2 separate regions of the Homo sapiens genome follow, and region 2 is linked to region 1. A link is a loop called in an ENCODE intact Hi-C map of the cell type or tissue named here. Cell type or tissue: PC-9. All regions are shown on one strand. Links, peaks and the distances in the headings refer to the core of each region. The heading gives the core; the rest is flanking DNA.

The links. A loop is a pair of places that touch in the nucleus more often than their neighbours do. Peaks named below come from ENCODE experiments on the same cell type or tissue, not always from the same donor. Only the 100,000 strongest peaks of a DNase experiment are listed, where the experiment ranks them.
Region 2: it touches region 1 in a loop (7-fold over the local background); 3 of 110 quality-filtered maps call a loop at or near these places.

The regions. Positions count from the first base shown.
Region 1 is chr12:15,658,898-15,667,867 of GRCh38, forward strand. It overlaps EPS8 (EGFR pathway substrate 8, signaling adaptor), which reads right to left. Exons shown (of 21, transcript NM_004447.6): 7 at 7,543-7,625; 8 at 6,859-6,995; 9 at 3,129-3,202; 10 at 1,717-1,843. Among named protein-coding and RNA genes, the nearest start is that of EPS8, 130 kb to the right of the region's middle. In PC-9, for the core only: no CTCF peak of the experiment used is centred there; a DNase peak (open chromatin) is centred at 3,874; H3K4me3 peaks cover 874 bases; H3K27ac peaks cover 4,544 bases.
Region 2 is chr12:15,851,419-15,860,388 of GRCh38, forward strand. The region is part of intron 2 of LOC102724146 (a long non-coding RNA gene); the gene reads right to left. Among named protein-coding and RNA genes, the nearest start is that of STRAP, 26 kb to the right of the region's middle. In PC-9, for the core only: CTCF peaks have their summits at 5,148 (motif pointing left) and 5,357; DNase peaks (open chromatin) are centred at 693, 1,143 and 5,133; H3K4me3 peaks cover 880 bases; H3K27ac peaks cover 2,506 bases.

The DNA.
Region 1 (8,970 bases), core at 550-8,549:
AAAATACATGAATCAGATAAATAACAAGAGAAGTACCAATCGTTATGAGAAGAGACTTACCTGGTTGGGAGATAAGGAAATGGATACTTAAAAGGTATTAGATGGAGAAAGTAGCTTATAAGATGGGATTTGAAAAAGTTTGGTCCAGGGTGATGTGGTGGGAAAAACATCATGGTTGGATAAAAACAGCATAAGCAAAAACAAGGAAAGGGGGAATTGCATGTATACGAAACAACAAACAAAAGGAGAGAAACATGAGAATGGAAGGGTAGATCAAGGTTAGATTGTGGATAACCTTGATTTCCAGGGCGAACAGTTGTACTTAAATCAATAGAACATGGAACTAGCGTGCTTTACAGCAGAAGAATGAAGTGACTGAGAGCTTTAAGAAGATTGTTCTCACAGCATGAAAAAGTAGAGGCTTAAAGACTGCTTCGAAAGCAGGGTTAAAAAAAATGATAGTAGCTTGAACTAGATATGAAAATGAAAAGGGAAAAAACTGGATACAGGAGATGTTGAGAAAATAAAATTGATGTTGGCTATAAGCAAGAGAATGAAGTCACAGAAGAATCTGTGGTTTTGAATCTGGGTGATCAAGAGGATAGTATACCTTTCATAGAGAATTTCAAAAGGAATAAGTGGTTTAAGATACCAGGAAGCAATAGTACTTAATTTCAGAATATGTGGAGAGGAAGCACATCCATGTATTCACATGCAGAAGATAAAGCCAAAGGTCATATGCTCATTATACAAATATGTGCTACAGAAAGATTTGGAAGTTATCTGTAATGAAAGGGATATTTATTTACTATTTTATATCTTTCAATCTCTACCATTTTGTCAGAGGAAGTATAAACATTACTTCCATAATTTTAATTTTATATAGCTGAGGCCATTTTAAATAGCTGAACTGCAGCATACTTCAAAATTGTCTGTATGTGACTTTGTATGTGACCTGAATGTACCGTTTAAAGTTTTGTGATAAAAAATTCAAATCTGTTGAAACTTTTAAATATTTTAGTAAGTCAACCCTTTTATTTAACAAATAATATGGTTCTAGTTTACAACAGAATAAATCCAACTACAAGAATAGAGCTATGTCTTTCTTTAACAGATACTTAATTTTACAATAACTAATGAAAACTACAGATAGATGGTCACTGCCTGAATCTCAGTCTCTGTGATTTAGGTAAAACATTCCAGGATCTTTCTTCACTATAGCTGACTTATAACCAAAATGGACTCTTCCCTGAGTTCATCTTACTCTTTGCCTAAATCTCAAGTGCTACCCCAAAACTAGAAGAGGAACCCTAGTCCACAGTCAATGAAGTTTTGCTAAGTAGTTCTTGAGGGTCAAAACTCTGCCTAGTACCAGAGTTCTTTTTTTTTTTTTTTGACATGGAGTTTCCAGGCTGGAGTGCAATGGTGTGATCTTAGCTCACTGCAACCTCCGCCTGCTAGGTTCAAGCAATTCTCCTGTCTCAGCCTCCCAAGTAGCTGGGATTACAGGCACATGCCACCATGCCCGGCTAATTTTTGTATTTTTAGTAGAGACGGGGTTTCATCACATTGGTCAGGCTAGTCTCGAACTCCTGACCTTAGATGATACACCCGCCTCGGCCTCCCAAAGTGCTGGGATTACAGGTGTGAGCCACTGCGCCCAGCCAGTACTGGAGATCTAACCAGGCATTAGAAGATTAAGAAAATCCAACTTACCTCCTGGTCCTTTCCTTTTACCTTTCTTGTTTTTCTTCCTTTTAGAAAGCTCAGAAAATGCTTCTGCTGCTTTTTGGAGTTTTGTGATAAAAAATTCAATGTCATCCAAAATGTGGTTTAAGATTTGCTGAAATTAGAAATTATAGAATAAAATATAAAACAAAACTATTTTTACCTTAGCTGTACTCTGTTAGTAAATAATAGAAAGGTTTTTTTAGAAAAGGAAGCAGCCCACATGCCAATTTCAAGTTTATTACTAATTACAAGAATCAAACTAAATATACCTATAGCCATATTCTGACATTTACATTTTTCTTTAGCTTACTTTTGCTCTATTTTCAATGTCATCAAGGAAGCATTCACAATATCTGCTCAGATTATTATTTTCAATTACTCTAATTTTCTCAGTGTTCTCCCACACAGTTAGGAGGAAAATTCTAAAATAGGTTTTGTTAGAAGAGCACTGACATTTTTGCTTTACTGATAAATGTCCCAATAAAGCACTGACAATATTACTTCATGGAATTAAAGGTATACAGATTGTTGTGATAACCTAATAGCTAGTCTAGGATACTAAGCATTAATAAGAGTTTCCACATGACAAAATAGAATAATGCACCATGCTTTCAGAGATCACTGGAATGAATTTGATTATCTTATATACTATAGTCTTAGTTGCCTTTCTCCAGTATGTGTGAAACTTGACATTCTTCTAATTTAAGACTACAAATTGGGGTTAAACTTTTAAGTATAACATGTAATAGTGTGCTGTAAAAATTGAATTAGAAATTTCAAATTCCTTTCAGTATTTGTTTCTCAATAAGCTGGTAACATGTATATGGTATAAAAAGTAATGTATTAACATCATATTCTAGATCTCATTTAAAGAATGAAAATGCTATAATAAAGCATTTACAGCATTCTCATTCTGTAAATCACTATAAAGAAAACAAATGTAGCATTATCTTTTATAAAAGCTTTACGATTTACAAATCTATCCTTTAAAAATGCCACTTAACTTTTATCTCTTAGGTATTCTAAAATACATTGTTAATAAATGCCAAGAAGACATATTAAAAAGATATTTCAATTATGAATTACAAACGATAATAAAATAAAAATTGTACCATTCCTGAAATCTAATAATTCAGCCTAAGTTCCAATGTAAACTAGTTAATAAGCTGATTCTTCTATCATAGCCCAAGTCTACTAACTAAATATTGGCATAAAGGCAAAAATGTTTAACGAGAAAATAATTCAAAGGGCAAATTCAAAGGGCATAGCCATCACAGGTAACAGAAAACATGGTTTCCATAAAATATCTCTATTTAAATCAGCTTCATTTTCTTATGAAGTTTTCTTTTTCCTCTTAAAAGAAAAGCCAGTGATCTAAAGGCGACTCCTGTACTTACCACATCTCTGTCAATGCGGGCTGCCATCATCTCAGGTGTTTCTTCCTGCTCATGATACTGCCTTGGTTTCTCAACTATAGAAAGGACAATCATAAGTCTTTCAATCTTTTACTCCCACAATACCAATACAGACAATTAAAACATAAAAATTAGTTAAAAAGGAGGACCATTTGCCAAAGGGAACACCTCCACTGGATACACAAGTCAAAACTGTGCTCATCAGCCATGAAATGCATCCTTGTCAATACTAACAGGAGCAGTTGAGCAGAGCTTAAGTATTAGTCCTCTCAACTTTATGATGTTAATTTACCTTGTAATATCACCCCATTCTCTCTCTTCCCTGAGTCAGCTACCTGTAGAACCAACCTTAACTTAGCACCCTTTAATTCCTACACAAGCCAGAAATATAAACCAGCAGTCAAGCTTTTACTTCTCAAAAGCTGGTCAACTAAGTTCTAATGCAACAGAGCTATAATTTTTATACATTCCAACACTGTGACTACAATAAAGCTTTCGGAGTTCTGACAGCAGAGTGCTTCTTAAAATTCTAGTGTAATTAAGCTTAAAACCCACAATGTTGGGCTCATTAATTTTAAGCTACATGCTTTAAAAGCAGACAGAAATTTTCACATTAAAAAATAAATGTCTTAAGACCATTCAGGGTATTAAGGTTGCTCAGTTGGCTACAGCATGATGTTAATCATGAAGTTATTATCATGAACTCCTTCCTGGTATGAGTCAGTTAATACTGCCTCTAAACACAGAGAGTTGTTACAGATATCTCATGGTAGAATAAATTTCAAAATATATGGATGGAACAACAGAAACGTAACACCACAAATGGAAATACAACTCATGATACATCATCGTGACTCATGATGTTCAATAGAGAGAACTGCAAAAAAAAATTGGACACTTTGTATTGCTATTCTTCCTTTACACTAACTTTACCTGTAACTGGAACACTTGCCAACAAAAAAAAAAAAAAAAAGAAAGAAGAAATCATCGTGTCTTATGAAACTTAATTAGCGGCTGTTAACTACTTTAAGATAATTAAAATTTCTATCTATGAAATCTTGCCAGTTAGCTACTATTTTACACATAGATAGCTGCTACCTTGGTTGTAGTGGACTACCACAGAAAGTACTAAGTTGAGGTTGAAATAGCTATTAGGAACTCTACAGAGGCCCCAAAAAATATCATTTGGAGGGCACAGTGAGGGGGAGATATGGTATTTCTTGGGCTCTGTCAGGTCTGAAACACGACTAGGAACCCTAGTGCCACTGGCGCTATTCCACAGAGATCACCTTTGGAAGTCAGGGGTAGATATGCCTCAGGGATTCAACGGAGAAGCAGTTCAGCCTGAGTCAGCTGGAGCATCCAGAGGAACCAAAAAGATATTCCTCCTGAGGGGCTTTCCAACTAAAAACTGGACTGGACCCAGGCCAAACCTGATATAATAAGTCTTCTGTTTAGGCTAGTGGTAAATTAGAAGTTCTGAAAGCCTTATCTCACTTAAACAGATGACATTGCAGAAAATATTTCAGATAAAATTTAATGAAAGCTCAGAAACCCCTAGGGATAAATTCTGTCTTTGTTATAAATTATATTAGGTTCAGCAGGGCATGGTGGCTCACGCCTGTAATTCCAGCACTTTCAGAGGCTGAGGCGGGAGGATCACGAGGTCAGGAGATCAAGACAATCCTGGCTAACACAGTGAAACTCCATCTCTACTAAAAATACAAAATTAGCCAGGTATGGTGGCACACGCCTGTAATCCCAGCTACTTGGGAGGCTGAGGCAGGAGAATCGCTTGAACCAGGAGACAAAGGTTGCAGTAAGCTGAGATCGCACCACTGCACTCCAGCCTGGGTGACAGAGCAACACTCCATCTCAAAAAAAAAAAAAAAAAAAAAAAAAATAATATATATATATATATATATATATATATACACACACACATATATATATGGTTCAACATATAATATACATAATATATATTATATATATTAGGTTCAACATATATTTTTACAGGTTTGTTCAGAATGTCTGTAAACTTGTCTTATCCTTCCTCTACTTCAGACCCTCTTCATCGAAACAGTAACAACAAAAACACCATAAGTACACAAAAAGTATAGAATACAATAAATTACTGTCTTTTAAACACATTTTAAATACAAAGCAGATCAATACAAATTTACATAACTTATGAAAACGGAAACTGTTATAAAATTAAACTACATATCTCTGTTAATTAATTTTTTTTTAAATAAATGCATCAAAGAATTCTTTTTTTCATATCTTTGGTAGCTCGGCTTACATTTCAACCTCTGAAAAAACCTTTAAGAATACAAGAAACCTAAACAAAATAGAAAACAATTCAGAAAGAAAATGAACTCAATTTGGCAAAATGAAAACCACAAATTATGCTTACTATTTTGTAGTAGGTACTACCATAAACATTATTTACTTTCAGATTCAGAGCAACCCATGAATTATTATCCCCATTTCAGAGATGAGACCGAAGTACAGAGAGATAACTTCCCAAGACCACACAGGTAGACATATCAGGTCTTGCTTCAGAGTCCAACTTTTACTCTGCACATCCAAAGTAGAGTCCGAGGTGACTCATTTTTGGAAATGAGTTATATCGTTTAACTATAGTGCCAGATACCCTGTGTGAATAATACTTTACTGGATAAAGAATAAGAAGTTAAGAAGTTCCACTGGAGTAGCGGCAAAAGAATGAGGCTCTAGAGTTCATCAGATTGGAGCCTGCTGAATCACAATTTATTCGTCCTTAAAATGAAGATACTAGACCAAACATATTTTAAGGCATTTTTTTAGTTATAAACATTTCAGATTCTAGTAAAATATTCTAACATATAAAAAGTAACACTAAGTTCTATGTTATAATTGTTTTTAAACAGAATGCCAAGGTGAAATGATGCCACGCTCATAGGGCCCACTTGACAAGAACAGTCATATGATGGATACCTTTTACCCTTCTCCACTGCCAGCAGCCAACCACTGTCCTGACAACCTTTCCATGAATATGACAAACTTGTCCAAAAAGGGACTCTAGTTAGATAATAAAAAATGGAAAGAATGTTAAGTGCAATCTTTAAGAAAAACCTGTATATATTTTGTTGCCATCTTTTTGTCAATCAAGTAAAACTTCCTCTTAGCATTAAAAAAATAAAAAGACTCTAACCCTAATACCATATTTATTAAATGGTGGGTCTAAACTCTTACAGATAATAATCTTAACAAAATTCAAGGCTTAACTTTATTTTATCTAAGATTTGATTTTTTTTTTTTTTGAAATGGAGTTTTGGTCTTGTTGTCCAGGCTGGGGTGCAATGGCGTGATCTCAGCTTACTGCAACCTCCGCCTCCCGGTTCAAGTGATTCTCCTGTCTCAACCATCCCAGTAGCTAGGATTATAGGCGCATGCCACCACACCCACCTAATTTTTGTATTTTTAATAGAGACGGGGTTTCATCATATTGGTCATGCTGGTCTCAAACTCCTGACCTCAGGTGATCCGCCCGCCTCGGCCTCCCAAAGCACTGGGATTACAGGCATGAGCCACTGCGCCCGGCCAGAGTTGATTTTTTAAAAACTAACCTCAAGCTTCAGTTCTGAAATCAGCATCAGAATTTGAAAGCAAGAACTATGTCCCAACCCAAAGTAAGTGTTCAATAAGTATTAATTCTAGGAAGACTCACAGTCCCCTTGGTCGGCTGCCCATGCAGACCAGGCTGCCACTCGACTTCTAACATCCACCTGGGTGACGGTCCCAGGGGGCGCAGGGGCAGGAGCTCTGGGTGGAGGCGGTATACTAGGGTCTGCATTGGAAATCATCCTTAAAAAGATGAAAACAAATAGAATTTTTACCATCTCTATTTCTATAACATATCAATTAACTCAACTTGTGGTACTAGTTATTAAAATTCAAAAAGAACTATGTCAAGGGACAATAAGGATTTCCTAAGCATTACACATTATGCATATTTATGAATGCATATGAAATAAAAAAATTAATAGTCAGCTGAAAACTAGGTTGATTTTCCTTCTGAGTCTTATGTGATTTGAAAGGGCCATGGAACAATTACAATCCTACTGTCTAGCTTGTATTTCCCTAGGATACCTTCTCTTAAAATGCCACTCATCTTTCATGACTCTGTGACTTCCAACACAAGTGAAGCCATATCAGAGAAAGACCAAAAATATGGAGAGAAGAGGAGTAAACACACTGACAAACTTGGGAGAACAAATGTGTTGAGACTACAGGTTATGATCTATACAATACAATAATATACTTCCATAGAAAATAATTTTTCTAACTCTTTGGGGAAAAAAGCCTTAGAAACAAATCAATTCCACTCCTTGATTTCTTTCAATGCTTTTACCTCAGGGCGTCGGGCCGCCTCTTCTGTTTCCCTCCTTTACTGTCACTGATTGCACTTTCAATATCTTCACTAATTAGGTTTGCCTGCAAAGAGACACAAGTTACCTGAAAGTTTATGGATTTTTCTGAGTCTTGATATGTAGTTTAAAACAGAAAAAGGGATTGTTCCTTGTCTGAATCAGTAAGTATCTTGATGTAAAAAGTCTTTTTATAAAAATCTTGCAAAACATGACTCTTGTGGTTTTTATAATGGTGAACTATATAATGATAAGATTTTAAAAACTGAAGAAATTTTTAATGATTATCTTAAAGGGAAACTATCCTTGAATAAAGGCAATGATAGAAAGGATATGTACACGCTAAAAATGAAACTGAGTAAAAATCTCTAATTGGGTAGAAATTAAGGGGTTAGAGGCTCCCACACATAGAACAGAGTTCCTTCCCTTTCTCATCCTCAAGATCCACTGGACACCCATTAACCCAGCAAAACAAATCTTTGAGTTTAAGGCAAATCTACTACACCCATAAGATAAACTCCAACGCTAGGTTTTACCCCTTTGGGTAACCACTTTATTTTGTCACTTCAGGTAAAAGTTAACTTTCTGCAAACAATTAACTTTTCCACTACTTTTCCAGAACATTCAGTTAGATTTTTCTTGGGGAGCAACGTGAGATTAGCAGATACGAAGTTTCTGTTTGGTTGCAAAGTTTGTTTAGAGCCAGTGATCATTACTCTATATTAGAATGTTGATGAGATGCACCATCTATGTTTGGGCCTCCCTGTTCTCTGTAATGTTTTCTCAAATATGTATGTTGTATTTCTTTTACAGTAAGCATCGATAATCATAAAACTTTAGAAATGATGGGATATTTAAAAGAGCATCTCATCAGTTCCTTCTAATTAATAAAACTGAGGAGTACTTGTATAAAAGGGCCTGGCCAAGGTCACATTGCTAGTTAAATGAGAGGCCAATGCATCCCAGTCCAGTGTGACTTCCTAAGAGCATTTAGTTTCAATAAGACATTACAAATATCGTGTCAAAGGCTTTCTGTTACATAGGATACTAAAACTGAAGATGAAAAGATATTTAATTAAAAATAATTATTTAAAAAAACCCAAAATGAAAACTGAAGATGCCTAGGAATCTTCAACTTCTTATACTGGGGCTATTATATTTCTAAGAAAAATTTTACTGCAAAGGTGGGCAGGAGCATTGCATGAAGTCCTATAATAAAGAAACTTTAAAAATCAAAAGCAATATTGCACAATGAGCCATATAAAAGAAACTGCGTTTTTCATTGCCTCTATATTTTTAACCAGCCAAGCGAAAAATGTCTCATATGCAGAGTATGAAACTAATGAGTAAATGCATACAGTGCTTCGTGGTATGTGAGCTTTTGGGGTTAGGACAAAACTATATTCAGTAAA
Region 2 (8,970 bases), core at 259-8,258, 190 kb after region 1:
AATCCCAGGTCATCTATGTGCCTTTTAGGGTTGGCCAAATTAAGTGAGAGAATTCCTTTAAATCCCATTAGCACAGTAGCTGATGATAGAGAGGGCTCAATAGTCATTATTCTTATTGCCAAGCCCATCTCCCAAATCTCTTCATATACTTTAAAGAGAACTATCTTTCTCTTTCCGTCCTACTTCCAATACTTTGTTTATACCTCTCCTATAGCACTTCTGTGAATTTTGGTTACTAATACATATGCGTGTCTTCTTCACTGGAGATTGTTTTCAGATGGCAGGGACCATGTCTTCTTCGCTCTGTATTTTTCTCACACTACTCTCTTCCCAATACCCAAAACCCAACACCAGGTTTACACACACTAGACTTTAAATAAATGCTTATTAAGTTAAAATGACAGATTCCTTCTCATCTTTCAAGGCTCAAGTCAAATGTCACCTCTCTGCTAATTCAGTCTAAAGAAGCCTCTCCACTCTCCCCTCTCCCCTCCCACAAAAGGAACTCTATCACATCATCTTGTTTTATGTTTTTCACAGTCGTTACTGCTTTTGGAAATTATCGAATTAACATATGTACTTGTTTATTGTTTGTTCCTTCTGACAGACTGTAAGTGTCCTGTTGGATGTGAGCCATTGCTCACCATGGAATCTTTAGCCCCAGGATAGTAAGTATCAATTTAAATACCCAGGGAGTATTTCTTAAATGAATCATATCTCCTAGGACCTAGGTATGACAAAGGCAGTAGAAGAGATGTGTTCCAGGGCCCTTTGTTTAAAGAACTCGTAAAGTTGGTGATGACTTTTGAAGCTCTAGAAGGTGATTGATATTCAGGAACAACTGTGAATGAGGTGTTAGTCTTGCCTCCTTTCCTTTACCTTTGCTGTCCCCAGCTACCCATGCCCACAGAGAGCATGGCCTGCCAACTTAAACCCAAATCAATTTCCAAACCAATCATGGCATGAGGAAGGAAAGCCTTAAGCAGCTGCTGGAGCTGTGACTGAAACCGAGTTAGTGAGGCCTCATCATATCTGGATGGTTAGACAAGGTTTGCCTACAGGGAGGGTCTGTCAAATCATATTCCCTAGGCAACAGTCCTCTCTTACTCTACGTAGTGAAAGACTCTGACTCACTAGAAGACGGCAAGGACATTGCACCATTTGAATGATGCAAACAAACATTTGAATTACATTTATGTAATGTAATACATGGGGATGGCCTTTTACTTGCCTCATTCTCAAATATGTCTCAGGGTCTGGGGAACAACATGATGCCTTGAACAGATCCAAAATATCTGATAGGGGTGGGGTGCGGTGGCTCACGCCTGTAATCCTAGTACTTTGGGAGGCTGAGGAGGGAGAATTGCTTCAGTCCAGGAGTTCAAGACCAGCCTGGGCAACATGGTGAAACCCTGTCTCTACAAAACTGCAAAAATTAGCTGGGCCTGGTGGTGCATGCCTACAACCCCAGCTATTCAGGAGGCTGAGATGGGAGGATCACTTGAGCCCGGGATGGGTAGGCTGCAGGGAACTGAGATCAGGCCACTGCACTCCAGCCTGGGTGACACAGTGAGACCCTATCTCAAAAAAAGAAAAAAATAATAACCTGGTGGAGCCCTTGGTAGAGATAGTATTGAAGCCTGATAATCATTATAGAACAAGGGTTTCTTGTTCTTCATCTGATTGACAGTTATGGCAGTCCCCCAGTGACATGGAGTGTGGCATATATTAGGCTTTATACAGGAAATAAATCCTTTTTGGCAGAAATCTATGACTTCAGTGTCAAAGCAATTACATAGGCTATGTCATAGTGTAAAAGTATCAACTCAATTTTTCATTAAAACTAATGTTCCTTGGACCAAAAATCTTGACTCTCTTTCAGCCAACATCAAACCCATCAGCATCTTTTGTCAGCTTTTCTCTCAAAACATACCTAGAATCTGACCACCTCTTAACACCTCCACTGCTACCACCCTGGTCTGGATTTCTATCCTCTCTCCTCAGGAATATTAATATCCTCCTAATCTGGGTTCCTATGTTAAAGTCAGATCACCTCACTCTTTTGTTCAAAATTCTCTAGTTGGCTTCTCATGTTGTTACCAGAAAGGGGTCCCAATCCAGACCCGCAGAGAGAGTTCTTGGATCTCTAGCAAGAAAGAATTCAGGGCGAGTCCATAAAGTGAAAGCAAATCTATTAAGAAAGTAAGGGAATAAAAAATGTCTACTCCATAGGAAGAACATCCCCGAGGGCTGCTGGTTGCCCATTTTTATGGTCATTTCTTGATTATATGCTAAACAAGGGGTGGATTATTCATGAGTTTTCTGCGAAAGGGGAGGGCAATTCCCAGATCCCACAACTGAGGGTTCCTCTCCTTTTTAGACCATATAGGGTAACTTCCTGATGTTGCCATGGCATTTGTAAACTGTCATGGTGCTGGTAGGAGAGGCTTTTAGTATGCTAATGCATTATAATTAGTGTATAATGAGAAATGATGGGGACCAGAGGTCACTTTGTCGCCATCTTGATTTTGGTGGGTTTTAGCTGGCTTCTTTTCTCCAAACTGTTTTTATCAGCAAGGTCCTTATGACCTGTATCTTGTGCTGACCTCTTATTGCATCCTGTGACTAAGAATGCCTTAACCTCCTGGGAATGCAGCCCAGTAGGTCTCAGCCCTATTTTACCTAGCCCCTATTCAAGATGGAGTAGCTCTGGTGAGAGTGCCTCTGACAATCTCACTTTAAGTAAAAGCCAAAGTCCTTACAACACCCACGAAGACCTATATGATCTAGTCCCCTTTGCCTTTCTCATTTCGTCTCCTACCAGTCTCCAGGTCGATTATGGCACTCAAACCTTGCTGGACTCTTTGCTCTTATCTTCCCCTGAAATGTTCTTCATGCAAATATCCACATGGCTTCCTTCTTTATTTCCTTCAGGACTTTGCTAAAATGTGACATTATCAACGGTACTTCCTATAGCCTGTTATTTTTCTCTGCAGCTTTCATCACCGTGTGCCACACCATATATATTATTTGATTATTTATTTACTGTCTGTCTGCCTTCTCTAAAATGTAAACTCCATGGAAGTGGAAATTTTTTTGTATGTTTTGTTCACTGCTTTATCTGCAGTCTCTAAAACATTACCTGAATACAGTAGCACTCAATAAATAATTTTTCAGTACAGTATAATTGCATATTTCTCTGATTCGTTCACTAGACTCCAAGTAAATACTGCGTCTTATTCCTCTGTGTCAGTGTTCCACAAATGTTCTTTTAATGAATTAATATGAAATGTTCTGAAAAGAAATCTGTAGTTTCATTTGTTACTTTGAAATTCATGTTATTCTCACACCAAGTAGCAATTAATGGCAGAGATGGTATTATTTTGATGTTTGTTAGTTTGCTTGAATAGATTAGGAAAATAATTAAAAAGAAAACCATTTGAATATTGACTTCCAATCTTATTTTCAAATTAAAATTGTGCTCTAAAACCTACAAAAAGACTGAAGCAGACATTGAATTGTCCAGATATCGAACCCATGTTTCTTAGCTTGATACAAACACTTAGGCTTCTTGTTCTTGTATTTAATTCTATTTTATCCATTTCTATATACAGAGGATAAAGAGAAACATTCATCCTCATAGAATGGCATAGCATACAGAAGTGATGAGGGCTGTGCTCTAAGAGGATTAAGCACACAAAGAAGATAATTAACTTGCTGAGGTCTCACAGAAATGTGTGGAATAGCAAGAATAGCATTCAGAGTTTCTGTTATCTTAAGGAAGATCAATCAGTCAAATAGCTGCATGTTCATGATACAGAGTTTATTTGTAGCCCTAGGTATTAACTAACATAAGTTAAGAAAAATGTTTAACCCTAAACAAACATACACAAAAAATGTGAATAAAATTGGTTTGTTTTAAAATATAGGTTGACATCTAGTTTAAAGACCAAACCAGTGAATTTTCTGTTACTACCTTTAAAATCACTCACAATTGTAACAGAACTCCAAATATTAAAGTTTCACAATGGAAAATGATGGGAATGCAGAGGTACTGATGTTTTTAGACACAAATCCTTATAATCAATTTTATAGCCACTTATCAGACACTTTTGCTGGGTTGGGAAATTATGAATGATTTCAACTTTTCTTCCTTGAGCTTTTAGAGTACTGCAAAAAATTTAAAAAGATAATGTATTTTGTAATCAGAAAAAAATTATGAAAAATTACTACATGCTTATATAGTCTTCTCTAATGTGTAGTAATCACTCTTGAATGTAATGTTCAGGCCTAAAATTTAGACATTAGAAATGCACCTCACGTGTTCAAAAGCAAAAGCCTTGGCTGATCCAGCAGAAAAACAGCTCTGAGTTTACCAAATTTACCAATTCCCTGAGTACTGTTTATTATAAATTGGAAATGTAATGCCAGGCAGATGTGTCATCACCCAACAAAAGTGAAACTTAAAGAAGAATCATGTTTGACAAGCAATCAGACTTTGGAAAGAAAGGAATAGAGAAAAAGAAAACTCTGGAGAGAATTTGAGATTTCTTTGATGCCTCTAATACCCTAAATAAAAACAGTGGTGCAAAATGGCCATTTAAGAAAAATATTGCTGGAAGAGCCATTATCCTCTAAACTCTTAGGAATATTCATTAATATTCCTGAATACATTATTGCAGGCAAGATTTTAGAATCATTTAGAATATGTGCCACCAGGACATTCCCCACAGGAATATCCCTCTCCTACCAGGCTCTGAGCTTGGGAAGCTTGGTTCAATTTGACTCCCTTCCCCCACTACGAATGCCAATTCTTAGGTCTCTGCCAATGTGGAGTTAGTTGGCATACATGGAAGGAGGATGGCAGTTTGCTTTTCCTTCAACAACACCAGTTAGACTGAATAATTCCTGTGGGATAGAATTGCTTGAGATGATACTACATGAGGTGTTTATAAGAAAATTGATTTTTAAATAATTAAAACTCATAATTTTCTTAATGTGTATTAAAATATGCTCTAAATATAAATATTTTAATTTGCTAGTTGAAAATTAAAAATATTTATGTAAATTATGCACAATCCCTGAAAGGGTGCTTCAGCAAGTTGTAAATGGAACAATACATGGGAAGAGATTGCCATCTGGTGGCTGAAGGAAAAGTGCATTTTTGTGTAGGACAGGTATAAAAAACTTGTTTAAGCAAATAAATGTTAGTATGTTAGTATTCCCTGCTAACTTTTTTTTTTTTTTTTGTATCTTAGAGGCAGGATTTCGTTCTGTCACCCATGCTGGAATACAGTGGAGCGAGCACATCTCACTGCAGCCTCGACTTCCCAGGCCAAGTTGTCTTTCTTTCCACCTCGGCCTCCCATCTCAGCCTCCCAACTAGCTAGGACTACAGGTGAGTGCCACAACGCCCGGCTATTTTTTTTTTAATTTCTATGGAGACTGGATCTCACTGTTGCCTGGGCTGATATCGAACTCCTGGCCTGAGGCCATCCTCCTGCCTAAGCCCACTATCCTATTTTATTAACCAAACACTTCTATCTTAATTCAAGTATCAAATAAGATATAGAGGTACATGTGGTGGTTTTTTAAATATGTAAATGATTTTTCTCAATGTTACATATTCTTTCTCTTTAGAAGTGTAATATATAACATTGTGGAAAATATACATTTTTATATATCATGTATTTCTAAACTACAGAAAAGTATAGAGAAGGAAACAAAATCTATAACTCCACCACCTAGAGACAATCAAAATGAACATTTTTTTTTTGAGATGGAGTCTCGCTGTGTCACCCAAGCTGGAGTGCAGTGGCACGATCTTGACTCACTGCAACCTCCGCCTCCCGGGTTCAAGTGATTCTCCTGCTTCAGCCTCCCAAGTAGCTTGGACTACAGGTGTGCACCACCACGCCCAGCTAATTTTTGTATTTTTAGTAGAGACAGGTTTTTACCGTGTTAGCCAGTTAGTCGATCTCTTGACCTTGGCCTCCCAAAGTGCTGGGATTACAGGCATGAGCCACCGTGCCCGGCCCCACAATGAACATTTTAATAAATTTCCTGCAACTTTTTTTCTATGTATTCACATTCTTTTCATATAATTGATATCATAAGAAGTATTTAGTTTTGAACAGTGCTTTAAAAACATTACCAGTACATTATGTTTTTTTTTTAAACTATGTTTCAAGTTTGCTGTCATTTGAGAGAGGTTCTTTTCCTGGGAGAGAATAAAATATGCATATGCATGAATAGGTGACAGTATCCTTTGTTCAGGAAATTGCAAGTAGCTCAATGCTGTTGGAAAATGAAGTTGGAAACTTCCAGTTCAGTGAGAGTGGCTGGGAGGAGAATTAACAGGCGTTGGAGAGGTATGTGGAACACTGACCAAGAAGAACCACGGGCTTGTCATTTATCTACATTGTATGTTTATATGGATAATTATTGAGGAATTCTGGGTAATGAACCAAGGTTACTGGATTTGCACACCACAAAAAAATAATAAAATGATTTGACACTAATGGGGAGGATAGACTAAAATAATAGCTGTCAAAGCTGGCTGCACTTTAGAACTGCCCAAGGAGCTTTAAAAGTGCTAATCCCTAGACCTCAGTCCAAACAAATTAAATCAGGGTCCTTGGAAATGAGATACTTTAAAAGTTTCTCAGATGATACTATTATGCTGCTAGGGTTGAGATTCACTAAAGGGAGATGAAACTAGAGACAGAAATACCATTTAGAAGGGTGTTGCTTTAGACTATGTGAAAAATGATGTGTGCTTAAATTGGGTTAGTGACTGAACGTGTACAAGTTAAGTGGCAGAACTGACACAAGTTGCTAATTAATTGAGCACAAGGTATGAAAAAATAAAAGATTCAAGGATTATTCTCTAATAGTGCCTTGGTAAATGGCGGCGTTGACAGGAAAGAGAGCTGATTAGCTAAGTGTTTGGGAGGCAAGGAACGTGTGTTCATTAAGAAGCTACCATTTTCCTTTAGATGCATCATCAATGGCACAAACACTTTTAGACATATTTTCTGTTGCCCTGTTTTAAATCCTTGTGCCAGATATTGTCTGTTAGCTCCACCCTACTCTCTTTGTGATGGTGTGGTGAGAACTCTACCAAACTTCATTTTTGCTTCCCCAGGCTGTTCTGTGGTAGGGTCTTCCAGCAGGGGGCTCGAGAGGAGGACTGCAAAGCTGGAGAGGAAGGAGGGACAGCTTTTTCCTGTTTGCTGCTTTATGGCTTCCCATCTGCTTGTGGTTCTATTAAAAACTATTCCTGCTGCAGTTTTTGTTGTTGTTGTTGTTGTTGTTTGTTTGTTGTGTTTTTTGGTCGTTTTTTTTTTTTTTAACTCCTGTAGCATTTTTTTCTGTAGCAGCAGCAGAATCCAGGTTGCACTTTTTCACCACTTGCAGAACCAGCCTCAGGACCACCACCAGCCACTTCAACCGCCACCACTGACACCAGTATCAACTAGCTGGTGTCTGCTCCTGGGAGGCTGGGGTTTCAGGACCACAGTGCCCTTTTCTGTTTCAAGTTTTTCTCCTTGCTCTCTTTGATCCCTCAGGCTTGAGTGTGATACTTGCTTCCTGAAGTTGCTTTTTCCATGATTTGTTAGAGTTCTCTTTTTACCATTTCATAGTTAACACCTTCATAGCTATATAACTATTGTTTATATTAAGCTGTTTCTATTCAAATAACTGGTATATTTTCTGTCTCCTGATTAGACCCTGGAGGGCCACTATGAATAAAACGTGCCCTCTCAGCACTAATTTGGCCTGGCAGCCTTTCTAAGGACCACCACTCCATGTTTCCAGACTAAATAAACATTGAACTATAGTGGCAATTTAAGCAGTTATTTTTATAGAAAAGTTAAGTAAGCATTCCCAGTGATTGCAAAATACAAGAACCCAGGAGTTGTGACGACTTTATCTCATTCTTTTTCTTATACCACACAAGAGAGAGAAGAAGCACGGAAAGTCCTCGGATTTAGGCTTTCATATAGTTGTCCCTTGTTTCTGAACTCTATCTGTTCAAATCCTGACCTTCCTCCTGCAGACCCTATGCAATCCTCCACCATCTAGGGTCCCCACGTATTTTCTTCAGTTTTCCTTGGTCTGCATATTGCCAGAGAAACACAGGAGTTTGGCAAGGGAATACTGTGGGTTCTGGTGTTGTAAGTGGGGTAAAGGTAGTGAGGGCTCTGATTCCAGATTGGTCTCTTAATCAGTGAAGGCTGCTGCCATTTTCTACCTGATTTATCTAAGGAAAAGGGCAACTCACCATCATGAGTCTTAATTTTCTTTCCAAGACAACACAATCTAGCATCATATGAGGGGGTTATAATTTTCCTATTAATGTGGCTTTGACCCCATTCCTTAGAAAATAATAATGCTGGAATTCCTGAAAACGAATCTTCTGGCTTTTTCCTGAACATGTCCATATGACTGGAACCATCAGTTTAGTTTGAAATTACTCTGTGTGAATCATTTGAGAAAATGTTGCCAGCCTCAAATGGATTAATTCTGATAATGTACTATTTCCTCTCAGAAAAGTGTGGGTGATCGTGGTGGAAGATGGAGTTAGCCTACCAAACTATATCTCCATCCACAAAACCATGACAACTGACTTTTGTCTAAAACGTTCAGGTAGAAGCAATACCTAAAGTATCCATGGTAGATCTCTGTGTTCTCTTCACTTGGCATATAACTTGGGATCTCCCACCCCATATGCTGCTAATTTCACACCAAAATAATAATTTGATATTCATTCCTCTAGTTAAAGTTCTAGGGATATAGCCAAAACAAAGGGCAATAGAAGAGGGAGGAAAATAAAAAGAATACACTTATACTGTTCTTGCACAAATAACAGACTAACTCAATAGAACTCTCACCATTTAAAGGTAAGTAATAGAAACATAAATGTAAGAGACATAAAGAACTACTGAAAAAAAACAGTGAAATGTT